Regions from separate parts of the Homo sapiens genome. Here regions 1 and 3 are each linked to region 2. A link is an interaction called in ENCODE POLR2A ChIA-PET data of the cell type or tissue named here. Cell type or tissue: OCI-LY7. All regions are shown on one strand. Region 1 overlaps ERC2 (ELKS/RAB6-interacting/CAST family member 2). Region 2 overlaps ERC2 (ELKS/RAB6-interacting/CAST family member 2). Region 3 overlaps ERC2 (ELKS/RAB6-interacting/CAST family member 2).

Evidence for each region. Peaks named below come from ENCODE experiments on the same cell type or tissue, not always from the same donor. Only the 100,000 strongest peaks of a DNase experiment are listed, where the experiment ranks them.
Region 1: POLR2A ChIA-PET joins it to region 2 with 5 read pairs; 2 of 35 experiments call an interaction of 5 or more read pairs at or near these places.
Region 3: POLR2A ChIA-PET joins it to region 2 with 5 read pairs; 1 of 35 experiments calls an interaction of 5 or more read pairs at or near these places.

What each region holds. Positions count from the first base shown.
Region 1 is chr3:55,745,335-55,749,334 of GRCh38, reverse strand. All of the region lies in intron 14 of ERC2 (ELKS/RAB6-interacting/CAST family member 2), which reads left to right. Among named protein-coding and RNA genes, the nearest start is that of ERC2-IT1, 88 kb to the right of the region's middle. In OCI-LY7, CTCF peaks have their summits at 2,126 and 2,329 (motif pointing right); a DNase peak (open chromatin) is centred at 2,364; H3K27ac peaks cover 496 bases.
Region 2 is chr3:55,688,836-55,692,835 of GRCh38, reverse strand. All of the region lies in intron 16 of ERC2 (ELKS/RAB6-interacting/CAST family member 2), which reads left to right. Among named protein-coding and RNA genes, the nearest start is that of ERC2-IT1, 31 kb to the right of the region's middle. In OCI-LY7, a CTCF peak has its summit at 2,460; DNase peaks (open chromatin) are centred at 475, 1,415, 1,885 and 2,325; H3K4me3 peaks cover 1,880 bases; H3K27ac peaks cover 3,244 bases.
Region 3 is chr3:55,757,265-55,761,264 of GRCh38, reverse strand. All of the region lies in intron 14 of ERC2 (ELKS/RAB6-interacting/CAST family member 2), which reads left to right. Among named protein-coding and RNA genes, the nearest start is that of MIR3938, 93 kb to the left of the region's middle. In OCI-LY7, no CTCF peak of the experiment used is centred here; a DNase peak (open chromatin) is centred at 1,864; H3K4me3 peaks cover 1,188 bases; H3K27ac peaks cover 1,449 bases.

The DNA.
Region 1 (4,000 bases), 56 kb before region 2:
TTGGTCAGTGGAGCTGGGAAGCCTCAAGGTTGTCCAGGGAGATAGATGGTCTGATCTCAGCATTCAACAGATCGGTATTGCAGGGAGTGGTAGTCAGTGTCAGGTTGGAGTCTGGTCACCAGGATGTTTTCTCACTAAGTGGTTTTCCAGGCCTGGGGGCCTCTTTTACAGGACTGAGTTCTGTCACTTCTCTGGGTTCCTAGGCCTCCTTCCCCCACCTCCAATTTGTGCAAAAGGCCTTCTGCAGACTGGGTTAATTACCTCTAGTGGTCAGTCTTGGGTGTATGTTGAATATTGTGGAGAGGGAATTACCTCAACCTTTTACATCTCTGAGGATATAAAATTATAAAGATTTAAAATGATCTATGGGCATGTGTTGTAAGCAAACAAAGAAACCAATAAAACTCCTTGTATTTTGGAAGACTATTGGGTTGAACCATACAAAATTTCTGATATTCAATTGTTTCTGACCCATAAAAAAGTGAACTTGAACTTCGTATTATTCGGCCTAGTAGCTATGACTATGAGGTTTCATGTTTCTGTTTATTTGTTTATTTTGAGCTTCTGATTGCAACTGGATTATACTAGGCATTCGGGATGAAGAGGATGGGCTGGGAGGGAGCTTTTGAATTGATTATCCTAGTATTTGATACATGCAGAGGGAAATGCCACATGGATTCTTTGCCCAGCATTTGAATTGGGAAACAGGATTCAGGGATATCTTCTTTGCACGGTATTGCTGATGATCCAGCATTTGCTCATGATGGTAATAGAAGGGTGTTTCTTTGTGTCTGGTGGCATCATCACAGGGTCTGTCTGTCTCATGACTGTGGACAATCTCTGGGTTCTGCTGTGGTAGCAATCTCTGGGTTCTGCTGTGGTAGCAGTCTCTGAGTTCTGCTGTTAGAGAAGCAGGGATGGTTTCTGTCTTGCTTGTCCCCATTCATCCCTGGTACGTGGTACACAGTGGTCACTCAGTAAATATGTGGTGAATGAGTTGGAGAAATTGATGAACTGCCTCTGACCACCTGGATGGTTTATTTTTGCTTATGTGGCCAGTAAATAGCCACCCTAGAGGAACATATTCAGTTTAGCTGCTTCAGGTTGGAGTTCATAATTTCATATCTGAAATGTTCCTGCTTCCAGTAATCGCTCCTCCCAGGGTGGAAATTTCACTTCTGTGAGCCACAAGGCCACCCATCCTGTAAATCTGAGACTGCTTTCTATACCATTGTTTCTTGGGCTGGCTCCCTTGCGATTCTTTCCAGATGTGGAGCTCCTCCAGGTAGTTTACCAGACCCTTTCCTTCTGCAGCTGCTGTCTGGTTTCAGGTTCCTTCAAACTCTGGGAAGGAGCACTCCAGTAGCATCCCACAAATTGTATTCATGAGTCCAGAAATTTCAGGTAACTAACAAATATAACTTTTTATAATTTAGGAATACATAAGCTGAGTCTTGCAGCTCTTTGTTTGGCCTGTCTTTTGAACCGTTGCTTAGCAGTGCAAGGCTTCAGGTGTATGTATGTAGACGCATAGTTCTATACTTCTGTAACTTGGGCTCTGAAATTAATTTGTGGTCATTGAGTATGCTCTTGTGCCTCCTCTTCATTTGAAGGCTGTGATGCATTGGTGAAACTTTGCAAAGGCAATGGCCACATGTATTTGCTTTCTGTTCTGTTGACACAATCAACAAGATCATGATTAATGAGTGTGCATTAGATAGGCTTAGTGTGTTTTCATAGTGGCGTTTTAACCATTTCTTCCCAACACAGAACTATTATAAATTTTGTCTCATTTCTTTTCCTTACGGCGTGGAATAAAGTATTTCTAATCTCACTCATTTGGACTTTCAGTTATTTCCAGAAAAGCAATTTCCCTTAGTTTTCAGGTATGAAGCCCCCTTTGGTTTGACAATCTATTTTATTCTGGGTGTTCTCTTAGCAAATGTATGGCAAGTACAGAAATGCTGAGACTGTCATTCATTTGGAAGAAACTCTGTGTCCATTAAATGACCTCTTTAAAAAAAAAACAGGCACCTAAAACTTCCCTGTCACCTCTTAACTGACTTCTTAGTAGTCCCAATCCTGTATTAAATGATAATTTGATAGCTAATTATTTGAAACTAGACTTTAGTCAAAGAATGAAAAATGTCAGCAGAATGGGGATTTGAATATGAAATGTCCTAGCTCCCCCTGAATCATGGATCTCTCTCCCATGTGTAATGTTTATTTTTTTAAATAAGCATTCTTTCTGGTACCTTTTCTGAATATAGATTATTAGAGATGTAACTACAGAAAAAAATTGAAAAGGGCAATATTTATTGCAATGGCCACAAGATGGCAGACCTAAAATCCAGACTTCACAAAGTAATTTAGACATTTACATGAAGAATTGCATCTTTGAGCATCTTTGAGGATGCCTTAAAAGCCATCAGTTTCCTTCACCCTCCCAAAATGTCTCCTCTAGGTTGTCTTGAATTGCTGTCCAGCTCTGTGGCAGGCACAACAAGGGAGAACAGCTTTGATTAACATTGAATCAACAGCTTTGATAAACAGATGGGAATCTGTTTAGCCCCTCTCCCAGAAGGGATCAGACCTTCCTGCCCCTCGCAGAAACCTGCCCTTTGCCTGGCTACCACCATCACCTGCAGCACACACAGACATGCCACCCTGTGTTTCCTTCTCCTTTGCAGAAGCACAACTGCCTTTTCCCTTCTCATGAATTAAAACTCTCTCAAAGGAGCTGCCTCCAATAAACTCACTTTTATGTTTTTCTCTCTACAAAGATCCACTCCAGGCTGGGTGCAGTGGCTCATGCCTGTAATCTCAGCACTTTGGGAGGCCGATCACCTGAGGTGGGCGGATCACCTGAGGTCGGGAGTTCGAGACCAGCCTGGATAACATGGTGAAACCCCGTCTCTACTAAAACTACAAAAATTAACTGGGCATGGTGGTGCATGCCTGTAATCTCAGCTACTCGGGAGGCTGAGGCAGGAGAATCGCTTGAACCCGGGAGGCAGAGGATGCAGTGAGCCGAGATGATGCCACTGCACTCCAGCCTGGGTGACAGAGCAAGACTTCATTTAAAAAAAAAAATCCACTCCACAGAACCTTAATTCAATTTTATTTGAATGTTGCGCTAACAGAATTCCAGAATGTGCCCCCTTCTGCACATATTCTTCTCACAGCAATGGCATGACGATCTGTTTTGTTTTGTATTACAATTTAGCCTGTGGGAATGTTCTATTCCATGTAAACATAAACAATGGAAGGTTTGATTTAACACAAAATATTCAAATTAAGAAGGGAAATATGTAGTTCAAGATGTAGGCGGACAATTTGCTGCTCTGTGCAAAGACTGAGAAATAAATATTAGCAGCTTTAAATATACAATAGAGGCGAAATTAAAACATATTGTTTTTAGAGAGACTTACATATATACACACACATAACCTCACTTCACCAATAAGAAAAAAATAATTGATTGGATGCTATGGGGGCTAAGCCTTGATGTCAGTGACCTATTTTCTGGTAGTTACTCATTTCCAACCAAAAAGTTAATGCAATACGACAGTCTCTTGACAGTAACTGATCACCCATGGACAATAGGTTTAGTTTAGGCAGATACTGGACAAAGCTCTGTCCTGCAGTGAAGTCCAGATGTATTTGGTTTTCTCATTATCACTCATCTATAACCTGCCAGAGATTCTGGTTAGGTGTATTTCACATAGAAAGCTACCTTGGCAGAATTGAATGGTCAACAGAGAGGCTTTCTTATTACTGAACGGGAATAACAAGAATGACCAAGCACCATCATCTAACATTACCACTAACAGAGGGTATTGCAGTATGTCATGGAAGTCCCTTCATTTCACTCACCCTCCCTGCTTCCTAGATTTACCAATTTTTTAAAATATTTTTTTCCAATGGAAGAATCTTTTATTTTGAATTTGTTTGATTTTGCACTTGACTTTGACTTTTTAAAAGTCGCCTTTCAGAACAC
Region 2 (4,000 bases):
TCCCAGTGACCTAATTTATAATGGTTGATAGGAATCTGCTTTTCCTTTCTGTGTTTGGATTCTGGATTCTTGCATATAGGCAGATGCTTACAGTACTGAACCTATACTCTGCTTCAGAGAGGCTGCAGCACTCACTGCCTTGGTTTTGAGATTTCTGGTCCCTAAATATGTCCCTTCTCCCCTCTTTCTACAGGCAAAAGAGCCATAAGGTAGAGTTGGCTCAGAAAAGAAAAGCAGGGCTTTTGCTCTCTCACCTCCTACCTCTGTCCATTCTGCATACACCTGAGCCTTGGGTACTGCTCTCAGGTAGAATTAGTCAGCATCCTATAAGAGCATTCCTTAAAGAGGGGAATTTCCAGCCATCCCTGCAATTATGTCCTCATCGATGTTGTGGCTGGAGGCAGGTGACAGCTCCAGGCCCATGTGTTTCCTGGCCCTAGTTCTTTTTTCATAAAACCCACCTGCTTTTGTCCTCCTTCTGCATTTTATGCTTAGTCCACAAGAAGTTGGTGGGGCCTCACAGTCCAACAGAAGAATGAAGCAGTCACAGCAGCCCCTCCTGGGGCACCAGCTTGAGGCCGTGGGATCCCGTACTCCCACTGAGCCCCTCTCTGTGAATGCAGGGCCAGCTTTTCTGATTGATGCTCTGCTTCCCTTGCACTTTCACCAACAGATTAGTCAATGTGCAGCCCTTTGAACTCTGACAGACAGGCAAGGGGTCCAACCTGCTCTGTTGCCCCCAGAAGATGAATTCTGTATATAGAGTTGTTATTCCTAGCTTTTGCTTAGGGAGGAATAAAAAGAATTTATTTTATGTTTTGAGGTTAAATGAATGTGGGATAAATGTATACATAGCATCCTGTGTGTATATATGTATGTATTGCTCTATGTCAGATGAACTGACGACTTTTCCACATATGGAAGAATTTCACAAGATCATGTTTAGCTAGAAACTTCTCTCCCTAACTTCCTCTGAGTGCATGTTTGAATATACGTTATATATACATATATATGTATGTGTGCACATAAATATATCTTCATGTTTCCTTCACTGAAGAAAAATTAACACCGTATATCAGGGCTTACTAAAGTATAGTTATGGAACATACAAAAAACCAGGAATCTTTAGTTCCCCATGATAGTAACCTGATAAGAAAAGTTACATGTTTTAGGCTTTTAATATCAGTTTCCAACCAAGCTAGTATGTCTAAAGCTTGCCCAGATAAGAGACAGTATATATATATATATATATATATATATATTTTTTTTTTTTTTTTTTTTTTTTTTTTTTGCATTGCAAATCTAATGTCATGGCCCACTTCTTGGAAGGAGCCTTGAGTTTTGTTTCACGTGGGGATGAAGCCTTCAGATTCAACAACCCATGAAGAAACCTCTTATTGGTGCTGATGTGTATTGCATGGGAGAAGGGTTCAGAAGTTTTGACCGTTGCCACTCCTGGGCCAGTCCTTTCAGAACTGTAGCCAAGGATATCCTGGCATGCATTTTGAAATAGCTCTTGAGAGCCACTTGCCTCTTTCCCAATACTTCTTTTCTCACAAGTAGATTGGAGGATACTGTGTTTAGCAGGTTAAGAAATAGAAAGATATCGCAGATGTCTCTTTTTTCTTTATCCCTCAGAGACTACTAAAAATCCCCAAAACTACTAGAAAGTGAGCCAGACGGCATATGTGATTTCCCACCCTTGGGAAATAAAAGGGGCAGTTTATTTGTTTGCTTGTTTTTAAGAGCAGAAGCTGTAGAGTAACCCTGCAGTGGCTCTCTGTGAGGCCACAGGTAAAGAAGGAAATGGGGACAAATGTCTGAACTGTTGTTGTGGGAGGTATTTAACTGCCTCCTTCCTCTACCAGCAGTTACATGCTCACCCAACCATTAAGAGCTACAGGAGAGGGAGGGAGGCGGAGTTACGCAGCAGTTGGGAAGCTGGCTTTGCAGATGAGCAGGTTATTGTCAAAGCCCTTTAATCTGGGTGCGATGCTAATTCCCTGCATGTGAGCACATGAGGGCATGATTAATAAGCCCTGCCAGGTAGGGTCTTCACTGAGTATGGGAAAAATGCAGAGCTGCTTAATGCATCAGGATCCTCCTGTTAGAAAAGGATTTTTCCTTAAAGGAGGTTTGAGCCTACTGAAGATTTCATTCAGTCTTATGCTATTTGGGGTAGAGTGTTTTTTTTTTCTTTTACTGATTTGTCTAGGTTTTACACCTTGTTTGCAGTATTAGGGTTACATTAAGAGATTTGTTGCAGTATCCTTTGAGTCAACAGGGGTTTTTCAGACATAGCCTGCACTCTCCAGCTTACAGATGCAACGCATCTTGGCAACATTGGAGGGTTGATTTCTTTTCAACTTGCTGCTTTAATCCAGTCGCATTTGTCTAAGAGGCAGCACTTTAGCTCCCCCATTGAGAGGGGGTGGCCAACCTTGAAATGTCGGGAAGCAGGGAAATCCATTTTATATTGCTAAACACCATTGCCTCTCTTTTTTTCTATAACTGATGTAATAGGGATCATGTTTGACTTACAACACTCCAGGCACTTGCAGCACTCCAAAGATAAGGGACCAGCAGAGGAAAGGGAGTAGGAAGCATCCTTTAAACATACCCTGCACACACTCACAAAGTCTGTTATTGCAGGAAACCACCTTACAGACCAATAGCATTTTAAAAATTCGGATTTGGGCATCCATCTATTAATGATCTTAATAATGTCAATTTTGAACAGCCCAGAGACTCTAAAATATTTAAGAATCATTTTGTACCCCATCAGATCCTTTTTAGACACACCATTTTGCCTTCAGCTTTAGTGTAATATCAAATAATTTGTTTTACTAGTAATCAACTCTTAATGCTACCAACAGGGATGATATGTCTAGTTATATTGGTCTAAGTCTGTAACATCCACAAAGTGGTTTAATTTACATTCTTGGGTTTAATTTGCACAGCAAACCTATGAAGCATCAGGGCCAGGATATGGTAGTCCCATTTTCTTTTCTTTTCTTTTTTTTTTCTTTTTTTTTTTTGAGACGGAGTCTCGCTCTTGTTGCCCAGGCTGGAGTGAGTGCAATGGCGCGATCTCGGCTCACCGCAACCTCCATCTCCCAGGTTCAAGCGATTCTCCTGCCTCAGCCTCCCCTCATTTTCTTTTTTAAGCAGCTGAGGAAATGAAGAGTCAAAAGGAAATTTGATTGCCTACCATGAAGGAAATGGCAGAACCAGAGTCATGTTAAAAACACAATTTTCACTTTGTTTAACAAAGCCAAGTGTTAATGACTGATCGATGAAGGAGCGAAAATAAAGCCTGTCTTCACTCCCACCCTTTTTTATGGTTATCTGGCAATGGTTCCGCTTTTAGCAGATGTTGATTTTAAGCTCCCAAACAATATTGTTGGCCGACATAGAGGCTTCGACCATTCTCATCTTCAGCTGGGTATCTGATGTCCTTGAGCTGAATGAACTGGCACAGTGCACCAAAGACTAGTTTGTCACAGCTATTTTGCTTGAAGGAAATAGAAAACTAGTTTCTTCAATTTGCCCTATAATGACGATGCAAAAAAAAAAAATTGAGGAAGCACTTAAAGATGTTATATTAGAAGTGGAGGAAAAGGCCACCCAAACTTCTATAACGTTCTTGATGGCTTGACAAAGTGGTCTCAGGTGGCTGCCCTGCCTCAGCGTGTCCTAGTGAGGTGAACTTGCTGAGAAGAACCAATCCAGGCTGCACAGATTCTCCAGTACCTGCCTCTCCCTTGAGAGACACCCCAGTGTGTCTTTTAAAATATGGACATCTCCTACTGTGATCCCCCTCAGCCAATGAAGTTTCGCTTTCACCACTGGGGTGTAGAAGAATAAACCAGAGATGTGGCTCGTGCGATAGAAGAGGGGAAGAGTCATTCTGAGAAGACACAAGTCAACACAATCTTGGCAATCGTAAGGAACTCTGGGAATCCAGGAAGCATATTCCTTCAGAGGAATCCAGTCATTC
Region 3 (4,000 bases), 68 kb before region 2:
TGTACATGTAAAGCTTAAAATGTTTACTCTCTGGCCTTTTATAGAAAGTTTGCTGGGACCTGAGCTCCAGTAGTAATAACAATGATGATGGTAGGAATAGCAAGGAATAAGACTAAACATCATAACGGCAGCCACTCTCCTTTCGTTTGTATTATCAGTGTCAATGCATTGTATTATTTGATCCTCAAAGCATCTGTCTTAATGTTGACACAGGCTCTGCATCACAGAATGAACAAGTGGTGATGCTTAAGAGGACATCTCTGTGTCTTCATTTGGCACATCCCAATCTACCCTGGGCCCACCTACTCTTTTCAGAGGGAGATTTGCATCTTACCATTTTCTTTTTCCACAGGTTTATGTCATGCCCTTTAGGCTCTCCTATTCTAGAAACAAATCAAGGCACCCCTGACCCACTAACATTTGCCGTATTTCATTTCTTGGTTAACTGACTCCATATGCTTATTATATGTGTCAAAAAGTATATTATTTCTGGATTATTTTATCTGAGCGTTATTTGTACATGGCGTGTTCACGTGCACTGAACCACCTCCATGCAGACTAGCAGAGACACCCCGTGGAAAGCCAGATTCAGTGATAAGTGAGCATTTAGTTGGGATGTCCTCAGGGTGATCTTCTGACTTTCTCTACTGTTGTGATCCAGTCATCTCTTGGCAAAGCAACATATTAATTGTACATTATAGTTCAGCCATCTTTCTCACCAATGTATATGTGAAAATTCTTTAATAATGCATTAAACAGCAACTGGAATATGTAACTAATTTTTACTACTTAGTCTATTTCAAGTGTTTCTGAACTAAAGTGAAGGAATACTTCTGCCTCTATATGCAGCAAATATCAAAGAGCTGACCCATGTAACTATTACAAAAAAAAATATCACGGAGGTAGGGTCTTCAAGGTGCTCCTAATCAATTTTTCACAACCTCACTAAAGTATTTGCTTACATTACAGACAGTAGACGATTACATTTAAGGAAGAAGGGGATGGGAAGATAAAATGGCTTCAGAATGTGTTTCTGAAGAATCCAGTTTGCTCCTTGACTATAGGCAGTGGGAAGCACATTAATTTACCTGTGATATTACAGGTTCTTTGATGTCAATGTGTTACTCTGTCCGTGCTGTGAATTTGCCTTTTTCAGCCATTAGAAAAGTACGAGACTGAAACCTACGGTCTGTTTTCATGTGATAACCTTGACACTGGCTACTGTTTGGTAGGGGGTTTATGTCACGGAGGGGTGCTGACACTCTGTAAGTAAAAAAGGTTAAGCCCAATAGCAAAGTGTGTATTATGAAAAGTCCAGTGTTGGAATTTACTAACTTTTAAGGAAACTTCAACCAAAATGCTAAAACTTCACAAGTACAAAGAAGAGCTCGTTAAGCACAATTTAATTACTCATGTGTGTAAAAATCTACTTCATGTAAGTTTAAGTGCCCTGCTCTTCAAAATCAACCATAAAACTTGAAAGTGTCAGTCATTCAGATAATTGGAAACATATAAATTTAAGGAATGTGCAGCTGTAAAATTAACTACTGGACTCATTTGAAAGACTAGATTTACTAAAGGTAAAACCTGCTGTTTTCCAAAACCCTTTTTTCCTCCATGATTATGTTGCAAGGGAAGAAAAAAACAATCTTCATCATACTTCAGTGAATTTTAATGTTACATTTTTTTGTTGTTGTTTAGTCTTTCGTCCTTGAATATTGAGAATGGAAACTACCATGTTTATCATACTTATTTTGACCTTAACCTTTTTTTTTTTTTTTTTTTTTTTTTTTTTTTTTTTTAATGAAAGAGACTTAAAACGTCCCAGCTGGTCTGACTCCCAGAGAGGGGGAGGAGACAATAGCGAACACTTCTTCCTGTGCAAATGTGGAGAAGATGAAGTGAAACCCGAGTGATTTAAGTGAACTGTGGAGCAGTCATATTATTGTATTTGCGAAGAATCTAGAAAGCTGTTTTTTAAAATTGTAAGATGATTGTAATTTTCAAAATGACAAGAAGAAATGCACAGCAATACACCAATTCAGGGATTGTCTGTTTCCTTTAGAATACCATTTGCAATGTGCTTTAATTTATGCTCTGTTGGATTGGTACAAAAGGAGGAATTTTACAGATAGGTAAACTGGGGGAGGCTGAAATGTCATAAAACAGAGTTGCTTCTGAAGTTTGGCTTAATTGTCAAGGAGTAAAAATTTATTCCAAATTAAAATTCCTCTGCAAAGAACTAAAAATATCAAGAATTAGTCAGAGTCTGTAATCTAAAAAGAAAAAGGAAAAACCACCTTATCTGGTGGAATTTAGCGGTTAACCCTCACCTTAGCAATCCAAGTGTTTTGAATTCCCAAAATGGACTCTCTTTTAATATGCTTAAGCCTTATTTGTTGGTAGAGATCTTACTGAAGACTGTATTTGATCCATTCACCTTCATTGACATAAACCCACCATAACCTTCTTGGAAAACGTTACGCAGTTTGAGCTTTTTGCAGGGAGTTGGTTTGGCTTTTAATGTGTAATAAGAAGAGGGGAAAGATCCCATATCCACACTTCCTTATATTAAATGGCTGGATTTTTTTGGCTACAGATATGACCCACCTTGTCTGAACGCCAGCCCTTGGCGTGTAGGCTAGCGATGTCCTAGGAGACAAGGAAATCTAAGTTAGAAAGTTGTCAAATGGGGACAGGCATCTGTAAAAGTTAGAACACTGCCAAAGATAGGGCCACTGGGAGGCTCTGCAGGATGGCAGCAAGCCCTCCTCCTCATTGGTCTGCCCCTCACCTTTGGTGATACCCGTCAGAGAAGAAGTGGTTCTGAGAAGGATGAACTTCTGGAAAAGCGTGAAATGAGAAGAGGCAGAGTTTGGGGGATCTTCCTCAGTATGAGTGGGGTGGCTGTGGTGTGCATAGTTTGGAGTTGGGGAACCCAAGTCTCATGATTCGGCTTAGCCCATTTCAGAGTCCTAGACTACCTCAGTCACAGGTTCCAGTCCCTCCATCCTTTGGAAATTAATAATTTCGTAGATACAGCTTTTTGCACAAAAGATTTTTAGATGAAATATGAGCTCTGCCTCTTCTTCATGGACTTAGAACAATCCATGTTATTTTTGGGGAGAATAGCAGATTATTGGAATCACCTGGCACAATTCACAAAATTGCTGGGAAATATTGGATAGCTGTGAATTTTTTTTAAGTCATTAATATTTCAGTCACTCTGATAGTCATCAGATGTAATTCTCTCCAGATGAAAAAATGGGCTCTATCGTTATTTGAATACAAAAAATAAGAACTCAGAGGTATAAATGTATATATATATATGATATTTATCTTGATTTGATAGAATTTTTTTTCCAAGAGGAATATTATCTGAGCCTCAAATACAATTGACTTTTAATGATCTAAGAGTGAAAACAGTTAATACTCACTAAGAATTTTGATTACATTTCTTAAATTGTAAGCTATTGATAAATAATTTATGTTTATGTAAGTGGTAATAACCTAAATTATTAGGATGTTCAAAGTGAACAATATTTATAGGTTTATAACTCCTCCTTTTCCTACTCCATTAATTTACTGAATGCTTACCATGTGTCAAGCACTGTGTTAAGCTCTTTATATATAGTATCTCATTGATTTCTCACAGCAATCCTGTGAAATAATTATTATTAGAATTATTTAGTAGATTAAGAAAGTAAGGCACTGTGTTATTAAGCTGAATCTTATGATATTGTCATTTTTATGGGTTGAACATACCCAGACACTGGCAGTTTCACAGGGGTCCACCTAGTATAATTTTATTATAATGATTTATTACATAAATTTGGATTTAGCACTGATCAAATCATATTGCCAATACTCACCTCCTCACCTAAAAATTTGAGATAGAGAGACCAGTGTGGAAGGGACATCCTTTTCCAGTTCTCAGATTTCTTTAAAATTCCAAATTTACATTATGCTAAGTAATATCGTGCTGTGTTTTTTGTAAATG